Linked DNA regions of Homo sapiens: all the other regions are linked to region 1. A link is an interaction called in ENCODE POLR2A ChIA-PET data of the cell type or tissue named here. Cell type or tissue: HepG2. All regions are shown on one strand.

What was found. Peaks named below come from ENCODE experiments on the same cell type or tissue, not always from the same donor. Only the 100,000 strongest peaks of a DNase experiment are listed, where the experiment ranks them.
Region 2: POLR2A ChIA-PET joins it to region 1 with 13 read pairs; 4 of 35 experiments call an interaction of 5 or more read pairs at or near these places.
Region 3: POLR2A ChIA-PET joins it to region 1 with 18 read pairs; 3 of 35 experiments call an interaction of 5 or more read pairs at or near these places.
Region 4: POLR2A ChIA-PET joins it to region 1 with 11 read pairs; 5 of 35 experiments call an interaction of 5 or more read pairs at or near these places.

Annotation. Positions count from the first base shown.
Region 1 is chr20:17,853,369-17,858,368 of GRCh38, reverse strand. No RefSeq gene overlaps it. Among named protein-coding and RNA genes, the nearest start is that of SNORD17, 110 kb to the left of the region's middle. In HepG2, no CTCF peak of the experiment used is centred here; DNase peaks (open chromatin) are centred at 2,118 and 3,918; H3K4me3 peaks cover 351 bases.
Region 2 is chr20:17,936,659-17,941,658 of GRCh38, reverse strand. It overlaps SNX5 (sorting nexin 5), which reads left to right. Exons shown (of 13, transcript NM_014426.4): 13 at 1-59. Among named protein-coding and RNA genes, the nearest start is that of SNORD17, 24 kb to the left of the region's middle. RefSeq lists enhancers at 575-1,166, 1,142-1,231, 1,262-1,351, 2,592-2,721, 2,354-2,947. In HepG2, CTCF peaks have their summits at 2,462 and 3,187; DNase peaks (open chromatin) are centred at 1,157, 1,529 and 2,418; H3K4me3 peaks cover 293 bases; H3K27me3 peaks cover 1,091 bases.
Region 3 is chr20:17,719,445-17,724,444 of GRCh38, reverse strand. It overlaps BANF2 (BANF family member 2), which reads right to left. Exons shown (of 4, transcript NM_178477.5): 2 at 1,567-1,729. Among named protein-coding and RNA genes, the nearest start is that of BANF2, 22 kb to the right of the region's middle. In HepG2, a CTCF peak has its summit at 2,573; DNase peaks (open chromatin) are centred at 2,204 and 2,634; H3K27me3 peaks cover 3,051 bases.
Region 4 is chr20:17,793,782-17,798,781 of GRCh38, reverse strand. No RefSeq gene overlaps it. Among named protein-coding and RNA genes, the nearest start is that of BANF2, 96 kb to the right of the region's middle. In HepG2, no CTCF peak of the experiment used is centred here; DNase peaks (open chromatin) are centred at 1,393 and 2,481; H3K27me3 peaks cover 815 bases.

The DNA of each region.
Region 1 (5,000 bases):
AAAATGGTACTAAATAAAACACCTGTAGTCTAAGCCCCTTCCACTAGGCTGGCTGCCTGCTCTCTAAAGGCACCTCTTTCTGTGCCTGGCTGTTCCACAGGCTGCAGCCTTCCCTCTGGCTGTGGCTATCTCTGTATTTCCTTCAAGGCCCAGCTGAAAAGACCACCTCCTCCATGATGCCTTATGTAATTTCTACACATCAGAAATGATGAGTTCCTTTCCCTGCTGTCTCCAGTCTCTCAGTTTATTTCTTGTATTGAAGTCATCATGCCTGATTGGCATGTGATAATCTTCCATTGTGTATCTGTCTTACTCCTCAAGTTGGAAGAGACAGTATTTCCTTCAGCTTAACGGGGATGGTGTGTGGGTAAACCAGCTCTCCAGGAGAAAAAGCACCCTGATTTGTAGTGCTAGCCAATTCCCATGGTGTAAACGCTCCCACCATGGTCAGTTTCAAGCTATGATGGTTTAACAACTGGCTCAAAAAATTCCTGAGCATTTAACAGTTGGCTTTCATGAGTCAGTGCTAGCAGGCTCCAGCTTGCTACTGCTTAGGGTCTACCCACTGCAGAGGCTTAAGGCTTGCATTTAGTAGGCGTGCAACAGGCTGGTGCCACAAACTCTTACTTGGGTGTATTATTTGATTCAACACTTTTTTTTTTCCTGAAACCCCTACTTTGTTCCTAGAAGAATTTTAAATGGATATAGGGGAAGATCATTTGCAAACATGGTGACAATCCTTCCCCCTCCCTAAATCTATGCCCCTTTCCAATGTGACTTTGTAGCTTCTGGGGCTGATTTCCAGTCCTTGAATCAGGGATGGCCTTTTGACTTGACTTAGCCATTGGAATATGTTGGGAGTCACCTTATGACAGTTCCAAGCCTGGGCCTCAAGAGGCCCTGAGTACTGCTGCTCTTGTCTTGGGAGCCTGTTGGTTACCATGGATAAAGCCCAGGCTACTGTGCATAAAGCTCAGGCTATGCTGCTGAGGATGAGAGACCACGTGGAGCAGAGGCATACTGTCTCAGCTGAGCCATCCCAGATCAGACAGGCCCAGCAAACCCAGCAGCTGACCAAAGACATAGGAATGAGCCCAGCTAAGCACAACCCAAATGGCTAATATGAGGACTCATGAGCTAAATAAACAATAGTTATTTTAACCACTACATTTTGGAGTGGTTTGTTATGCAGCAAAAGCTGATACACCATCTTTGCATTCAGAAGTAGCTTAGCTTTTGACTGGAATGTCCATCTCTATCTGAGTGAGATATAGATAGCTTCATATTCCCTGCTATCCATCAGCCAAGAGCAAGAAGACCAAGTGTCAGCACCATTGGCCCTCCCAGCACGTAAGTTCCAGTAGAGTCTTACATCTCTCCCTAAACACAGCCTACAGGAACCTGGAAGATGTGGACGTTCTGGCTCCCTGATGGAAGAGTTGGACAAGAGGCATGGAGTCTGTGTCTATACACCAGAGTTAAGGTGAGCTCTCCTTGCCTTTGACTTTGCCTGTGCCGTGAAGTCATGCGGCTGGAGCTGCTCTTTTCCTATTAGTCAATGAAGACTTAACTGCCATTTGTGGGAAATGTCCAGCCAGGAATGGGAAACTCACAAATTCTTCTCTTTTCTGCCCCATAGAATTATTATTATTATTATTATTATTATTATTACTATTTTTTTTTTGATAGGACAAGAGGATCCTAATGTATCTGGGTTGGGGAAGAGAGAAAGAGCTGTGTGTTAAAGCTAACAATAATTTTCTACTTTCAGTTCAAGAGTAAAATCTCTCCTGTAATCTGTGAAGGAGTGTGTGAAAAACAAAACAAAACCCAACCTGCCCTCCAGGTTTGAACTGTAGAAACTCTGTGGTAGAAAAAAAAGGCATTCTAGGGAAGAAGAGAGGAAGCAGGCCATGAAACAGATTTGCAGCTGCAGGACGTGGTGGTGTGTGGTTCCCCTCTAACCAGCTGTGTGACCTTGGGCAAATCTCCCGGCCCCACTGGGACTGCATATCACATGGGGCTGGACTAGAGAACCCCACTCCCTAGAGGATACAGTATTTTTATGAGGGAGAGCTGGAGAGGCTCCTGACTTTTGATTGTTTACCCCTGGAGGTGTGTACAACCACGTGCCATTGACAGACAATGTACCCATTGTATGACAGGGAGGTAGTGGTGCCTTCCCCAAGTTATAATTGGCCTTGGGACACAGTCAGTACATACACACCCAACATTAGACACTCCATCACTGAGCAACTCAGTGCCTCTCATTCACAAGCTGTGTGATCCTAGGAGGTTATTCCACTTCTCTGATCTTCCATTTCTTTCTGTCCCTCCCTCCCTCCCTCCCTCCCTCCCTCCCTCCCTCCCTCCCTCCCTCTCTGTCTCCCTCTCTCTCTCTTTCTTTCTTTCTTTCTCTCTTTTTCTTTTCTTTCTTTCTTTTCTCTCTTTCTCTCTTTCTTTCAACAGGGTCTCACTCTGTCACCCAGGCTGGAGTGCAGTGGCATGATCTCGGCTCATTACATCCTCAACTTCCTGGGCTCAAGTGACCCTCCCACCTCAGCCTCTGGAGTAGTTGGGACTACAGGCATGCACCACCATGCTTGGATAATTTTTTTTTATTATTTGTAGAAATGGGGTTTCACCATGTTGCCCAGGCTGGTCTTGAACTCCTGGGCTCAACAGATCCTCTGGCCTTGGCCTCCCAAATTGCTGGGATTACAAGTGTGAGGCACCACATCCAGCCTGATTTTCCATTTCTTCCTCTAAAGTGTCATGTCATGTGAAACTTTTACAATGCTGGATTGTAAGAAATATTGAATGAAAAAACATATATAGTGATACTGTATGATTCAATACATAGAACATATACAGAAGCTTATTTTTATCTATTCACTTACAGGAAATCATGTTGACCAGAAGGTCTAATTTGGCCTCAAGCAGCCACACTACACTCAGACCTTCTGGGATTTTTCATTTTTCAGTTTCAGGACTTTTTTGTTCAGTTATATGTGTACTGGAACAATCTTTTTTTTTTGGCTATAATTTTTTTTAGGTTTTATGGAACACCCTTGGTGCTTATCTCAAAGGGTTATCAAAAGGATTACATGAGGCCAGGCATGGTGGCTCACACCTGTAATCCCAGCACTTTGGGAGGCCAAGGCAGGTGGATCACGAGGTCAGGAGATCGAGACCATCCTGGCTAACATGGTGAAACCCCGTCTCTACTAAAAATACAAAAAATTAGCCGGGCATGGTGGCGGGCGCCTGTAGTCCCAGCTACTTGCCAGGCTGAGGCAGGAGAATGGTGTGAACGTGGGAGGAGGAGCTTGCAGTGAGCCAAGATGGCGCCACTGCACTCCAGCCTGGGAGAAACAGCGAGACTCCATCTCAAATAAATAAATAAATAAATAAAATAAAAAAGGATTACATGAAATAATCCACCTAAAGCATGAAGGTTAGTTCCTGGACCAGTGGATGCTTCATCTATGGCAGCTACTATAGTGACTTCCCCACAGTGCTGGATGTTTGCTCTTGCTAATGCGGGGATTGATCTCCAGCTCTGGCTGGCAGGGCCTCTCAAGAACCCAGCCATCCTGGTTCCCCAGACCACAGGTCATCTCCCCACCTAAGATCATTCTCCCACAGTCCCCTCCTGTTGGGGATAGGGTGACAAAGACTTCTCCCTTGCTGCTCATGCTCTCCATTTCTGTAGGAATCAGAAAAGACGCAAAGCTGTCAGCTGAGACAATCTTCTGCCTTCAGGTAGGCACAGGGCCCTTCTCATCCCCATCACACAGCTCAGGCGGTGGAGACTGTCACTTTCCTGTTTGTCCTCAGATCCATCCCTCATCCTTCTCTGCTGTGCTGTGTTGCACGGCCCTGACCTCTGTGGACTACATTTCCCAGGCTCCCCTGCACCCTGGCTTCCTGACAAGTTCAGTCAATGGGAAGCAGTGGCAGGAGATTGAGCTTGGTAGAAGAGAGAAGCCAGGAATATTCTCTCTCCAGCCCTTTCTGTTTCAGGTGATGCCTCCAGCAGTGGCCAAGTCTCCTCCATAACTTCGGCTCCTAATAATACCCTCTCTTCCCTTGTTCCTCTAGCCCTGGGGAAGTAGCAGTTTCTACTTTCTGGGTTGCTCTACCCTCCCGTTTAGGTTTTCAGCTCTTCCATCACCTTTGCAACTACAGGTGACCCTTGAACAACATGGGTTTGAACTGCACAGGTCCTCTTCTACATGGATTTTTTTCAATAAACATTTTTTGGAGATTTGTGATAATTTAAAAAAGCTTGCAGCATGGTCTAGAAATATCAAGAAAATTCAGGAAAAGTTAGGTATGTCATGAATGCATAAAATATATGTAGATAGGAGTCTATTTTATCATTTACTACCATAAAATATACACAAATCTATTCTAAAAAGTTAAAATTTATCAAAACTTACACATACGGACACAGACCATACATGGTGCCTTTCAATCAAGATAAATGGAAACAAACGAAGATACAGTATTAAATCATAACTGCATCGAATTCACTGTACTGATACCATACTACTGTCATAATTTCATAGCCACCTCTTGTTGCTATTGTGGCAAGCTCCTGTTGCAAGTATCCACTTAAACACCATATGATGCTGATCATCTCCCTGTGAGCAGTTTGTCTCTAATGATACACTGCATATTGCAGTGAAAAGTGATCTCTTCTGGTTCTCGTGTATTTTTCTTTGTGTGCAGTGCATACCATAAACCCTGAATAGCACCATGAGACCCACATGAAGTGCCACTAGTGGTGCTGGGGGTGCTCCCAAGAAGCAGAGGAAAGCCATGACATTACAAGAAAGTTGAATTGCTTGATGTTTACCATAGATTGATGTCTGCAGCTGAGGTTGCCGGCTATTTCAAAAACAAATGAACCAGCCTAACAACCATTGCAAAAAACAAAAGGAAATTCGTGAAGCCATTTCTGGGCCAGCAGGCACAAAAACTTTGCACTTTTT
Region 2 (5,000 bases), 83 kb before region 1:
GTATGTCTTTGGGTGTTTGTTTTTTTATAAAGCATATAATAAAATAATCGTGCTACTAATGTACGGCCTGTTTTCGTGGAAACTACAACCAGAGTGTGTCCCAGGAGTGCAGGTGGTGCTAGGGTTTGGCTGTGGTTACAGGGTTTTCAGGTTCTGCCCAGAGTCCTGGGGGCGGTCAGGGGAAATTTGTCCTAGTCTTGACATTCTTAAGTACTCCAGGCCTTTTTTAGATGGTCTCTAAATGTGGGTTTGTCTGTTTGCTCCTGACCTGATGGAGGTTTGCATTTTGGCCAGGGCCTTTACCATAGGGCAGTGGTCCCCAGTCTCAGGTCCATGGCTTGTTAGGAAGAGGTGAGCCAGCATTGCCGCCTGAGGTTCGCCTCCTGTCAGATTAGCAGCAGCATTAGATTCTCATAGGAGTGCAAACCCAGTATTGTGAACTGGGCATGCAACAGGTCTAGGTTGTGCGCTCCTTAGGAGAATCAAATGCCTGATGATCTGATGTGGAATGGTTTCATCTGGAAGCCATCCCTTTCCACACCCCACCTTGTCCATGGAAAAATTGTCTTCCACGAAACCACTCCCTGGTGCCAATGACATGTCTTCAGGAGTTGTGTGTCTATTCCTTTGTTGATGACTGAGCACTTAGGGTGGTAATCTCCTTTACCTTTCTAATAAGTAATTCATGGTAAGACCATGAGACTAAAAACATTTTACCCACCACATTTAGCATCTGTTACAGCCAACTGGTATGAGGGTTGCAGAACTGATTTCAATACATACAGGGAGCATGTTTCTTAACATTTATCTGGTCTTCGTGTCTTGCCTCCCCAGCTATTTACAGGCGGCCACAGTGCCTTCTACCTTCACAGTACATACTTGGGAAACGGTGCACAAAATGAGTGAATTTAAACTTGGCAGTTGTAACTTCAGTCTGGGCTCCTAACCAAATCTGTCCTTCCTACCCATCTCCCCCATAATGTCCACAGCAGCCACCCACACACGCCCAGCATTCTGTTAGTGTAGAGCCAGCACTCCTGCAGTCAGGTTCCTGGGCCGCAGTGCTTGAGCACCAGTGTGATCAGCCCTGATTGGTGGAGCTCTGGCTGTTGGCCTCGGGGCCTTGGTGCATTTTCTTGAGACTAAACCTTGTCAAATGGACAGCAGAGGCATGAATCTTGAGTGCTGGGTCTGCTGCTCACCAAGTGATCTAGGCTGCCTCTCTCAGCTGACTGATCTGTGAGCTGGAGTCAGCACTTCAGAGGCCCCTCAAATTAGTTTTATGCCAGCAATCTCTAATACAGCCTTCATGGATGGTATGATTGTAGATGTTTTACCTGCTGTATTTGTTCCAAGGCTTTTCATTAAATTGCACCTGACAGTCACTTAGGAAATTTGAGGCACTCTGGGTCAGGGATGTAGTCACCTTTCCCCTTCTGTCAGTCACCTAGTGAGTTGCTACCTTTACCTGTATGTGAGGGTGCATTCATAGTGGTCTGGGGTGGGGGGATGGGTTTAGATGCTGACTGCGACCTGTGTGGTGTGCTGAGACCTGGAAAGGCAGGCAGGCACTTGGCAGCAGGAGGAACAGCATCAGGTGGGAATCCACAGCTATCTTGCTGGAGTGCAGGAGAGCATAGGTCCCACATTGAGAAATGGGAATTTGGGTCACTTCAGGGTGATGTGTGGAGAGGCTTTTGCTGTGTGCTTGTATGGTTCTGAGAACTAGTGATCCTCCAGGAAAACCCATGTGGGTGCACAATTCATAGGGAACCCTTGAAGGTTTCTAGAAATGGGAATGGGAAGTGGTTTCAGATGGGCTGCCTTAAGGCATCCAGGCCAAAAAGGCTGTGACTTGCCCAAGGCACGGCTGAGAAAGTTGCCTCGTGGCACACGCAAAACTGCACAGTTCACATGTCATACGATTTCATTAAAAGCTAGGATCCAGCCTGAGAAACAGCGCAACCGTGTCTACAAAAAATGCTAACCTACAGTGGTGGCATACACCTGGAGGGCTGAGGTGGTGGGAGGACTGCTTGTGCCCAGGAGTTCAAGGCTGTAGTAAGTTAAAATCACACCACTGTACTCCAGACTAGACAACAGGGACAACTGCCATCCACCTCCCCTCTCCCCGCCCTCCCCCACTCTGAAAAGCAAAATTAGGAGATTGTCACGAGGAAGGAAAGCACACCCCTGGTCTGTGAAGCCGTTGAGGTCATGTCAGACCACTGGGGTCGTTTGTGGTGACAGAGCACAAGCATTTGGCCAGTTCACCACCCAACACATTCACTTGTGCCATCTCAGGGTTTAGGGGTCTGTTTTCTGAACATTTGCCTTGCGCACCTTTTCTTTGTGAGGTTTCTTTGTGGTAATTCCCAGGCTCAGCTCTGTGAAGGGCGATTTCCGTTTGGAAGGAAACCTTGCACCATCCGCTTTCTGCCTGTAGGCGGCAGGGGCGACCCAGCACAGCCACCTGCCCACCCACAGCTGAGCAGGAGCCTGGTATCCCCGCAGAGCTGCTCAGATTATCAGCTTATAGCTAAGGTAGCAGGAAGAGAAATGTCAGGCTACTTGAGAGTTAAGTAGTTCTGAATGGTGTTTTCCCAGACCAGCAGTCCCCTCCAGGATTCCTGCGGGCTTCAGGTTTCTGGTTACCCAAGACACAACCTCCATTGCTGAGGCCATGCTGTTCGAGAACTCCCCATCTGAGCCTGGTGTCAAAACAGTTGTGATGTTGATGGGGGTTCACAGCCAGGCCATGTGATGTGTCTGGAAGGAAGTTGGGGGTGGTGGACAACATTTGGGCAGTGATCAGTTATGTCCTTTAGACACAGCTGGGTCTGCAAGGTCCAGGGGACGCCCTTCCCCATCCACTCCTCGCACATACACAAGGTGCCCCTTGCGTGGGTGAGCTGCCCACAGTGATTTCTTATTGGAGGTTTGGTTTGTCACCATTCAAAACCATTGACTTTTTTGGTTTTAATGTTTATTTCTAACTTTAATACATGTAGGGATTTAATGAAGTCCCCACATCTTGTAAAACAAAATAACAGTAAAATACCACATCTCAAGAATAAGTTATTAAATGTTTCTAGATTTTTTTCCTATCCGAATAGGAATTGTTTACAAAAAACGATTCAGGATGCCAGCATTGGGGTTGGATTCTGGAGGTTTTCTGCTGTTGGTTCTCTCTCTCCGTGGAGATCCATGGAGGAGTTTTCCTGAGGCCCCAAAACAGCTCTTTTGCATCTTTGTCCTTCCACGGCCTGCTTCCCATGAGGAAGAGGTGAGGGCCCCCTGCAGACAAGCACAGAGGCCCTGAGCCTCCCAGCCTCTTCCCTGCCTTCAGCAACCACCCCACCCAACCAAAGTCTTCATTAGCTAGAAGTTGTGAATGGTTTAGGTAGCTGTTTGGGAGGATTTTAATTTTTAATTGAGCCTTTCTTTTTTTTGGTTGGTTGGTTGTTTCTGAGACAGGGTCTCACTGTTGCCCAGGCTGGAGTGCAGTGGTGCGGTCATGGCTCATGACAGCCTCCAGCTCCTGGGCTGAAGCCATCCTCCCACCTCAGCCTCCCAAGTAACTGGGATTACAGGCACACGCCACCATGCCTGAGTAATTTTTTTAAAAAAATCTTTGTAGAGACGGGTCTTGTTATATTGCCCTGGGTGGTCTTGAACTCCTGGCCTCAAACAGTCCTCCCATCTCAGCCTCCCAAAACGGGATTACAGGCATGAGCCACTGCCCAACTGGGCCTGCCTTATTTTTTAATACATGCTTTACAAACCTCCTTTAAAGCTTCTTAAGTTGTGGGACCTGTAATATTCAGGCCAGGAAAATAACAGCCTGTAATCCTAGTCCACAGCCACTTCTGATAGTTGCCTTCCAGCTCTTATCCACGTTCATTAATACATTTGGTGTGTCCTCAGCTAAAGGAACAAAGGCCTGTTTGGGGGGATTTTTCGCATCAGTCAAAGGGTAGGGATTTGGGGGTTTGGGGTATAGAGTTTCCACTGAAACTTGCTGCAAGGAAATGGAGCAGGAGACTGGCCAGCTGCTTGGGTTTCAGGAACTGTTTATGAACGGCCTTACTTTTTAACTGTTACATTGCAGATCCTTTCCAGTTGTTCTGATGGGGTTTGGAGAGGGAATGGAGGTCATGTGTTTGTTGTTTACCCCATCCTCTCTACATTGCAAAAAGACAGGGAGGGGATGACCCATGCTCTGGACGGTCAACCTAAGACAGGGCAAAGTCAAGGAACAGTTAATAAGAACGGTGCTGTGCGGTGTTAGGCTGTGTATCAGTTACCCCTAAATCAGGCCGGATACCCATAGCAATTCTTGACATAGCTTCCCATTGCTCTGCCCTGCTGAAGTTAGGAGGTTTCTGCGAAGCAGTTGGCACACTTCGCATGAGGGTGGAAACCCGTAGCTAGAGCCAGCCTTCAAGATTCCAGCTGGATGCAGCTGCAGCTCCCGGGGCCTCTCAGCTCCTTGGATTTGTTGATTGTATCATGATCCCGTGATTCAGTCCTGTTGGGAGGCAGGTGGCTGGACATTTATCTGGGGGCAGAAAAAGTGTCAGAAGTAGGAGAAAGAATACACAAAAAAGACCCTAAGGGGAGGAGAGGAAAGGAGCCAGAGAGAGCCTGCAGACAGCAATGTAGGAAGCCCCATTCCTGCCTTCCTATGAAGCTGATCTTGGCCTGCTCAGCGAATGCCTCAGAAGACAGGAAATCCCAAGCCTGCAGTCTCGAGAAAAACATTGGAAACGCCTGCTGCGAATCCCAACAGGGCTCGCGCTATGTGTTTTTCTAAAGTCTGGTTCATGTCTGCAGTGCTTTTGACCCCTTTTGCACTGTCTGTTAAAGCACTTGTCGCCATAGGAGGGGGCGGGGGAGTGAAACTGACCAGATGTGACTCGCCTCAGAATTGGGGGCAAGAGGTGAAGCTGGTGTGAGGGGAGGGGCTACTTGCAAGGGTCCTTGTTGCAGGGAAGAGG
Region 3 (5,000 bases), 130 kb after region 1:
TCCCCTCATGGTGGTGAAAGGGCTGCTCCAGCACTCTTTGGCCTCACCAACTCCACCTCAAAAGAAGGAAGAGAAGGTGGCTTTTGCTTAAGTCACCTCATTTGTTGCCTGTGCTCTAACTTTAGCCAGATAAATCAGCTTTCCCAAACAGCAGGACTTGCTCATCAATTTCCTGCAACTTTAGATTGCAGGCCCCAGGCAAAAAGACTCTCTGTCTTAGCAAAACTATTTTCATCCCTCTCCACTTTTAAATGGACCACCATCTCCCAGGAGTTGAGTCTCCTAGGACCTTAATGAAGACTGCCAGAGGTAGCTAACATCCTGAATATTTCCTGGAAGATCTCGAAATATCATGGGTTCCATAAGCATTAGGTCTGCATCCCAGCAAAACCGGCCATTTTGTTAAATGAGGGTTGCCATCTTCCAGTTTTTTGTTTTGTTTTGTTTTTGTGATGAAGTTTCGCTCTTGTTGCCCAGGCTGGAGTGCAATGGCATGATCTTGGCTCACTGCAACCACTGCCTCCTGCGTTCAAGCTATTCTCCTGCCTCAGCCTCCCGAGTAGCTGGGATTACAGGTGTGTGCCACCACACCCGGCTAATTTTTGTATTTTTAGTAGAGATGAGGTTTCACCATGTTGACCAGGCTGGTCCTGAACTCCTGATCTCAGGTGATCCACCCACCTCGGTCTCCCAAAGTGCTGGGATTACAGGCATGAGCTGCTGCGCCCGGCCGCCATCTTCCAAGTTTGATAGAGACATCTTTGCTGCTGTCCGCTTGAATGTCTCTTCTCAACCAATCCACATTTAAGGTTTGTTCATTGTAGCATCCCCTTCCTGGTACAAAATTCTGTGCCAGTTTGGACAGTTTATGATGAAAGTAACACAAAACTCAGTGTAAATCAGTTTACACAATAGGGAGGTGTTATTAGCACATGCTACCAAAAAGTCCAGAGGTAGATCAGACGTAGGTTGAGCAAGGCTTCAGCTTGATTTCCCGGCAGCTCTCTCGACTCAGTCTTTCTTTGTGAATGGGCTCAATCTTCAGCTTAACTCCTTCGTGGAAGTAACTGGGCTGCAGCATTGCCTTTGCAAGCCACAGCCCTCTCCCCCAAAGAAACACAAAGCTATCTTTTCCTAGGGGCCCCCAACAAATGCCCTCTCTGGTTCAAACTGTAATACGCCAACCCCTAAAACAAAAATTGTGGTTTGATATGTGTGTTCTACCTCTGGGCTCAGCAAGGAAGTCAGTGTCCCTCAAAGCCCATGGGCTGCAGGGGTGGGGCTGGGGGGACCTAAATCAAGATAGTTATCCTGTTCCTGGGGATAGTTACCCCTTACAATATGGGACTATGATACAGGAATGACCCAATGTCCTCCACACATTCCCCAGCAGATCATGAAGCCCCGAAGGGCTGCAGCTGCCTCCTAATGGCCTTTGCTCCCCAATCCAACACCAGCCCCTCTGCTGAGGACATGGTAAGCATTCGATGACGTAAATGATCAGGTGCATCCAACGCCTCCCTTTCACAGCCCCATCCCCTCTCCTGTCCCCATCCTCCTCCAGACCTTTCTACAGAGTCGAGCTCCTCGTGTACGCCTTCTTGCTCTGAAGGACGTTTTGTAACATTTCAGAAGACACTGAACTCTCCCGGAAGAGATGAATCCAAAGGCACTGATTTTGGAAGTCAGGGGGCTCCTAAGAAAAGTGGCCTTGATGTGTCAGCAGATTCTAGGAAGGGGAGCAAAAGACATGAGAGGTTGTTCAGGGTCCCCTGACTCTGTGGGTCTTAAATCCACAGATGTGTGAGCCGAGGGCATCGACCTCTCTTTAGCAGCTAAATAGGAATCTCACTCTTCATCTGTGAAAATATGTTTCGTAAGTACAAGATGGTGTTTAACTCAGGTGTTAACAGGAGAACGCCTCAGCACCCATGGATTTATGGGATGATGAATTGGGATTGAGAATTGGGATTGATGAATTGGGTGAGAATCCAGAATTTCTGAGCAAGGAAAAGCCTGAAAGTCTCATGAGCCGCTCTGCCTTTGCTGAGGGAAAATTCCATTCACTATCCATGCTGGCCATCTGTTAAGTTAAACATCTCTGCCTATGAAATCTAAGAATAAATGGAAACTACAACATTGCTATCAATGCATCAGCAGCATCAAAGACGGGTAATGCTTAGTAACACCTTGTGTGTGTTTGCTTTTCTCACACACCTGAGCTCACTTTGATCCTTGCAACATCTCTGGGGTGTGGACATAGGCAGTGACTTTTGCCCTCCTGGGGCTCTCCAGCAACGTCGGAGGTCAGAATAAAAAGGTCTTCACATTCTTTACGACACCTTTGGCTGCAACAGTGGTGCTCAACTGGGGGCCATTGGACCCCCTCCCCAGGGAACACTGGTAATGTCCAGAGACACTTGAGTTGTCACACCTGGGAGAGGGGGAAGGACTATTGGCTCTAGTGGGCAGAGGCCAGAGACACTGCTAAGCATCCTGCCATGCACACAACTGCCCCACAACAAAGAATTATCTGGCCCTAGGTGTCAATACCATCGAGGTTAAGAAACCCTGGGCTATAAGTAATGAAAAATCCTGCCCCATGTGGTCTGAAACAATAAATACACTTCTAATCTCATATAACAAGAAATCCTTTGATGAGGTGGACCCAGGATCTTATCAGTCAATGACTCTGTGTGAACAGCGGTCCAGAATTTGCTTGGGTCCTATTCCAATGTGCAAACTTCCAAAGGTGCCGGGAGTGGTGGCTCACACCTGTAATCGCAGCACTTTGGGAGGCCGAGGCAGGCAGATCACTTGAGGTCAGGAGTTGGAGACCAGCCTGGCCAACATGGTGAAACCCCGTCTCTACTAAAAACACAAAAATTAGCCAGGCGTAGTGGTGTGCACCTGTAATCCCAACTACTCGGGAGGCTGAGGCAGGAGAATTGCTTGAACCTGGGAGGTGGAGGTTGCAGTGAGCTGAGATTGCGCCACTGCACTCCAGCCTGGGCAACAGAGCGAGACTCCGTCTTAAAAAAAAAAAGAAAGAAAGAAAGAAAGAAAAAGAAAAAAAATTTCCAAATGAAGGAGAGGTCTTTTCTTCTTGGGTGTCCTTAAGGGAGGCAACCTCCCGCAGAAACTCTCCAGTGGAACTTCCTTTAGTTTCATTGGCCAGAACCAGGCAACATGCCCACCTGTAAAGCAGCCACTGGCCAGGGGAATGGGACCACTATGGGGCTATGGAAGTGTGGATGAGATGAGCCCCCTCTGAAACATGAGGCTACTCAGAGAACGTCAGTTTCTGTAAGAAGGAAGGAAGGAAGAGAGGAAATGAATGCTGGGTAGGCAAACAACAATGTCTGCTACATCTTCTGACCTTCTAAACCCTGGTCTAATGTTTGGTTCATTACAACTAGCACTTCTCAAAGTTGAGTGAGTGCACGAACCACCTGGGGGTTTTTTGTTAAAAAATGCAGGTGCTGACTCAGCAGGTCTGGGACGGGCCTCAGATACTGCATGTGTGACCAGCTCCAAGCAGATGTGACACTGCTGGCCCACAGACCTCACTTCCACCAGCAAGACATTCATGATGCCACTTACTCTTTTTATGTTATTGCATTAATTGTGGTAAAATATACCTAACATAAAATGTCCCATTTCAATCATTTTTAAGTGCACGGTTCAGTAATGTTAAGTGCATTCCCATTGTTGTGCAACCAATCTCCTGAACTCTTTTCAACTTGCAAAATTGAAACTCCATATCCATTGAAGAGCAAGTCTCCATCTTTCCCTGCAACCCCTGGCAACCACTATTCTATTTTCCGTTTCTATTAAAATGACTTCTCTAGATACCTCATATAAGTGGAAGTTACATATAAGTGGAACTGTGTAGAACTTGCCCTGCAGAGAATCTAAAAAGAAAAAAATTTTAAGTGGAATTATATAATATCTGTCCTTTTCTGTCTGGCTTATTTCACTTAGCATAATGTTATCAAGGTTCATCTGTGCTGCAGCATGTCTTAGAATATCCTGCCTCTTTAAGGCTGAACTATATTCTATTGTATGTACACAACACATTTTGTTTATTCTTCATCTATTGATAGACGTTTGGGATGCTCCCACCTTATGCTGTTGTGAATAATACTGCTACGAACATGGGTACACAAATATCTCTTTGAGAACGTGCATTCAATTCTTTTGGGTACATACCCAGAAGTGAAATTGCTGCATCATATGGTAATTCTATTTTTATTTTTTTGAGGAATTGCCATACTGTTTTCCAAGCGGCTGTACCAGTGGCACTTATTCTTAAACTTGACAGCACATTAGGCCTCACATGGGGCGAGTTACAAATTACTGATGCTTGGATCCCACCTCCAGAGTTTGATTTCATTAGCATAGGGTATGCCCTGGACATAGAAGTTTTAAAAACTCCCCAAGTGACTCAAGTATGTTGCAAAATTGGAGAACCACGTCTTGTCCTTTGCTTCTATCTGATAAAATTCCAAGCAGATTTGCTGGGATGATGGGGTTCCAGCTAAATGGGCCTTTGCGGGGGGATCTGCAGCGTCTGTGCTGCCATATGGCACATGCTCGCAGCTCCCAGGCAGTGTCTACCCCCAAATCACCAGGCGCATCATGTCCTCATTAGCCATCAATAGGAAGACAACTATGACCCCAATGGCTTTGAAGTCAGAGAACTTCAGAGCAGACAGACCTGAATAACAAGCTGCTCCTCTTTTTTTTTTTTTTTTAATTAAAAAAAGGGATCTTTACTTCAAAGGAAATTATACCTGGAATTCCTTTACATAAAATAGATCAAAGCAGAATTACTCTCTGTTGACTTGGGAATGAGAAGAGGACACTAGAGCCCCCCAACACATGATGCCATCCCCATGCCCTCCTTGGGCTCCCCGAAATCCTTCTCTAATCTAGCCTAAACCCCTAATTTCTCCCATAAGAAAACCAAGGCCTAAGAAGGTAAATGACCTGTTCAA
Region 4 (5,000 bases), 60 kb after region 1:
CTCACTGTTTCAACTCCTCCAGGGCAGCTGGAGGCAGGGGTGGGGCAGGTAACTCAGGTATGGTCAAGAGGAAGTCTACTGGGGAATTTCTGGCAAGATTTTCCCTCCTTGATAAAAAGAAGAGCTGTCTTACTTTGTCCCCACCCCCAAACCCTCACCGAAGCATTCCCTGAAACAAGAATTATAGGGTAAGTAGTTTTCTGGGAACATAATCCCAGGAAAACACTAGCAAGGGAGTAGGGAAGTGAGACAGGGAAGGAAAAATATTTAACAAAGCGTGCATTATAGAGCAGGTTTTACTGTGGAGAACTAAGCTTAATCATGCAGGGACATTTTTGGAAAAGGTGTAAGTCACATGCCTTGTGGTTATCCCTTGGAGCAATGAGGGAACTAAGGTACTTTTATAGCTACTCCCCCTCAATCATTGGTTAGGACTTTCTCTGGAGGAATATGAATTTTGGGGGGCACTTCTGACCTGATGTCCATGGGCAGAGCAGTTTTCTGAGGTTTTAGGGAAAAGCCCTCAGGTTAAGGCAGTTTGGAATTGACTGGAGCCTACTGAAATAATAAAATGGAGGGATAGGCGATGAGCTCCAATAATGTCTGCTGTAATGCCCCTGCCCCACTATGCTTCCTGACCTTGTATGTGGTTGTGATGTTGGGGGCTGCAGCAGCCATCTTGTGACCAGAAGGTGATAAGCAAGAGGCTGACAAACCAACACACTGAGGTTGGCAGTGGAGAAATAACAGAAAAACCCAGGGTCCTTTCCCTTGTCATTGGGCTGCTACTGCAAAATCTCCTCCCACAGCCTTCTTATTTTATGAAAGAATTGTGTTTTCATTTTTTTTCAGCCAGTGTTACTTGGGCGTCCTGTTCTTTGTAGTTAAGTAAATTTCATCTGGAACAGCTCTACAGGATGAGTGGATGAGAAGGTCCCAGGCAGAGTCTGCCTGAGCAGCTCACTACTCTCATAACTGAATCCTTGCACCAGGGTTTGTTTTGAGGGAACACAAATTAAAACACACGCTTGATAAGACCTTTAAATAAGAAACAGATGGATGGGTCCCTGAATGGAAACCTGGATGGGTAAAACTTCAATCTCTCCATGTTAAGTAATTGATTAAATTCTTATCCCTTGTGGTGCAGGAGGAAAGCAGTTATGCCGAACAGCGTGGCTTTTTCAGGAAAAGAAATAATTCCAGGGAGGCACAACTGAAATGTCTTTTTTTGGTCAGGACCCTTTTGGTTGCAAGTGACAGAAATGCAACTCAAATAAACATAAAGGGAATGTGTTTGTGTTGACTCTAGTAACCACCAGATTCCAAAGTCATAGCTGGATTCAGTGGCTCTGATGATATGGGCTCTCTCTCTCATCTCATCTTACCTCTATTTACCTTCATTCTGCATGCAAGCTCTGTTCACGTGGCAGACAAAATGCCAGGCATTTGCAGCCCCACCCTGCCAGTGAATAACCCAGGTGTACAAGCTTCATTTACGGTCTCTCCCATATCAACCTCAGAGTGTTTGATGTGGTGGAGTTGGGTGTCGTGATTTTCAAACCCACCAGAACTGTGTCATGAATGGGACCTCCCCAGAGGAACCAGCAGAAGAGGAATAGAAAAGCAGCCTGGAAAGAAAGTTGCTTGGCTGCTATTAGCCCTGTCAGCTTCCTGCTCATTGACAGGGATAGTTCTTGTATTGCATTATCGGATGCTCCGTAGCTGCCGGCAGCTTTAACCCTCTCATCCTCTTCCATGGTGTTGGGATGGGGGACACATGCATGTTCTTGCTTCCTTTCCAGCCACTCCCTTTCCTAAATCCAAATGTATCTCTGATTTAGATGCAGTGGTACATGCCTGTGATCCCAGCAACTTGAGAGGCTGACGCAAGAAGATTACTGGAGGCTAGGAGTTCAAGACCAGACAGGGCAACATAGTGAGGCCCCATCTCTAAAAAATAAAAATTACAATTAAATGTATCTCAGGATGCCCCTGACACAAAGACTTGAGCTTAGGCCATTTATTTGAGAGATGACCCCAGGATGCACTGGGAGGGAAGAAGTGAGGCAGGGAAGGAAAGAAAATCAAGAAGGGGGTGTATTAGTGAGAGAAGGAAATAGGGCTCAGGTATCCCTGTGGGCCTTCTAAGACACTGTATAAAGTTTTATCAAACCAAACTATCCCTCAAAACTGTACACAGAAAGGCAAGGACACAAGAGTCCTTTTCACTACCTCCTAGCAGTCCTCCTTGCTTGGAGGCTGCCCCTAGGAGCAGTCTTGCCCTGGTTTCTCTAGCCTGTGTTGAGTGTGAGCTGAACACTCTGGGGTGGGAGGTACTGGGGCAGGGGCATAGAGAACACCCGAAGAGATAGATGCAGGTGCTGGAAAGAGCCCTTGGCATGGCCTGGACTGCCAACAGCAGCTGTAAGTGACCTCCAGAGTGGACCTGGGCATGTGGGCTTTGGCTGTCATCTGTTATTTAACTGAATGTTGCAACAGCCCATGAGGTAAGCATTACTCCATTTAAGAGCCAAGTAACTGACGCCCAAGCAATTTCAAAGCTCTGCTACCAGACATACTCTAACAGTAGAAAGTCTGATTTTTAAAAATGACCTAGTTTACAGAGTCCAGGGTTTTAAAAGTTTCTTCCAAAACCTCAACCTGCATCCTGTTTTCAGAGTTGTTACTACAGTTGCTTATTAATCAAGATTAATAAAGACCATGGCAGTTATTATCTGATAGTCACAGCTGTTGAGAATCTTAGGAAATAGACACATGGGTGAGAAATACCAGAGCTTGATGCTTGATTGGCATTAGCCTTATGGGGCTCATGAGATAGTGACCATGGTGCTTGCAAAGCATTTCTTGCTGAAAAAGGGAAGCTACAGCTTAATGCTGGGGCTACTTCATGCCCGACCATGACCAGGATCTGTCAGGCAGTACTCTCTGAAGCCAGTCTCCTAATTTTTCAGACATCACAAATGCGACTTTTTTTTATAGTTGTGAAAGCCCCCAAAACATCAATTCTCACAAATCGAGGACTGGCTGGGGCCCTGGCTTCTGACCCTTTGCTCTCCAGGGACCATGAAAATTATTTGGCTTAGATGTGTGGTGATGAGGCAATGGAATAAATGCAGCTTTCCATTTTGCTGCAGAGTAACATGAAGAAGCCGGTTGACAAGCAACTCTCTGGCCAGTTCTGTGGCCTTGGGCAAATCGCTTAACCTCTCTGGGATCCAGCTGTTTGTATGTGAAATGAAAGTGTTTGGTTAATCAAGCAGCTAATCTGGGGCACTTGTGCTGCCACTCCTCTCTCCCTGCCCACGGCATAGGGTACTATTATGGCACTTTCCCTCCAAGCTAGATGTTGGCCTCAGAATCCTCAACACAGCAAATCAGGGAATCATCACTGAGCACTCAGAGTTGGCAGATGGGTTTGAAACCTGTCTGCCCTCCCTGGCCTGGATGATCTCTAAAGTTCCTTTAATTCTAACTTGTTGGATTCTGGGAACATGTAAACCAGGGGTCTGCAAACTACACCCAAAGGTCAAAGCTGGCCCTCTGCCTGTTTGTGTAAATAAAGTTTTATTAGAACACTGCCATTCAAAGGCCCATTCATTTATGCATTGTCTATGGCTGCTTTCATGCTACAATGGTGGAATTGGGTTGTTGTAATAGAGACCACATGGCCTGTAAAGTCTAAAATATTTTCTTTCAGGTCCTTAATAGAAAAAGTTTTGCCACCTTGTGATTAAATTTCCCTCCTTCCCTCCATCTTGTCCTCCAGGTCATGAGGGAAATTCCTCTTTGTCTCTGAGGGGCCTGTGTGGCTGAGCAATGCTCCAAGTGCCTGTGGGCCTTCTGCATCCCTAAGTCAGGAGAAGAGCAGGAGAAAAGCCAATAGGAAAATACAAGGAATGAAGACATTGTGGCAGAGATAGAGGTAGGGGGAGGCAGATGGGTGGGGAGCCGGGGTTCTCAAAGAAAAGGTCAAAGGGCACCCAGAGGAGAGGACCAAGGCATCCTTTTGTGCTGTCACTGAATGGCCACGGTGGTACTTACAGACCTCCTCCAGCCAACCTATCCTGGCATCCAGTTGGGGGCTGAGCCACCTTGTTTGGTTCTGTGCTCCAAGAACCCTGGCATGGCTGGCTGCCCGCTGGCTTCCGCCAGTAGTTTGGCATGAAAAGTGCTGGCTTGGGGCCTTTTTTCATGAAGAAAACAATTGCCTTTTCCTGGTCTGTGGACAACCACTGCTGCCTGCCTGGACATTGGCAGGAATGTTAAATTGCACCCTTGATGGCTGCCCTAGAAGCTGGGGTCTAGGAAATGTCCCTACAGCTATGTATGCTGGGCTACCATATCCATTTTCTCTCTGTGGGGTCAAAATCCAGTGCCTCAGCAATGAATCCTGCAGCGTCTTATATGAATTATTGGTGAATGTAATGAACTGTACACCCTCATCTCTTCTCCCACTTCCAGGCCCACTGAGGTCCTTTTCCAAGGTCTGTGTGCTTTGCTGTGAATGGCTCACCCCTGATACCTTCAGGGACCTGCCCTTGGGCACTGGGGCTCCCGGGCAGCCCATGGCCACAACTGGTGGTCATGTGGACAAAGGCCCAGCTCCTTTGCTGTCACCCCCACTCCAGGGTTCCCTGCAGGATTAGGCACTGGGACTTTGTCAAGCTCAGGTGCATACAATTCAGGGCAACTCCAAGCCCTGATTCAGGGGCTTTTATAATAGATTCAGACTGTTTATTACTTACACAGACAATGAAGAGTAAGCCAAAGGTACCAGTGCCCCAGGTCCTCATTCGGCATATCAGAAAGGAGGGCACCCAAACAAGAGAGGCCGAGTGACTGTCATGTGAGCTGGGGGATGCCCCTTGGCTGAGATGCCAATTCTAGACTGAGGCTGAGCAGAGGCAGGATGGGGAGCCCCATCACTCAGCAGAACCCAGAAGGGATGACAAACAGACCCACGGCGGCTCTCTAGGGGC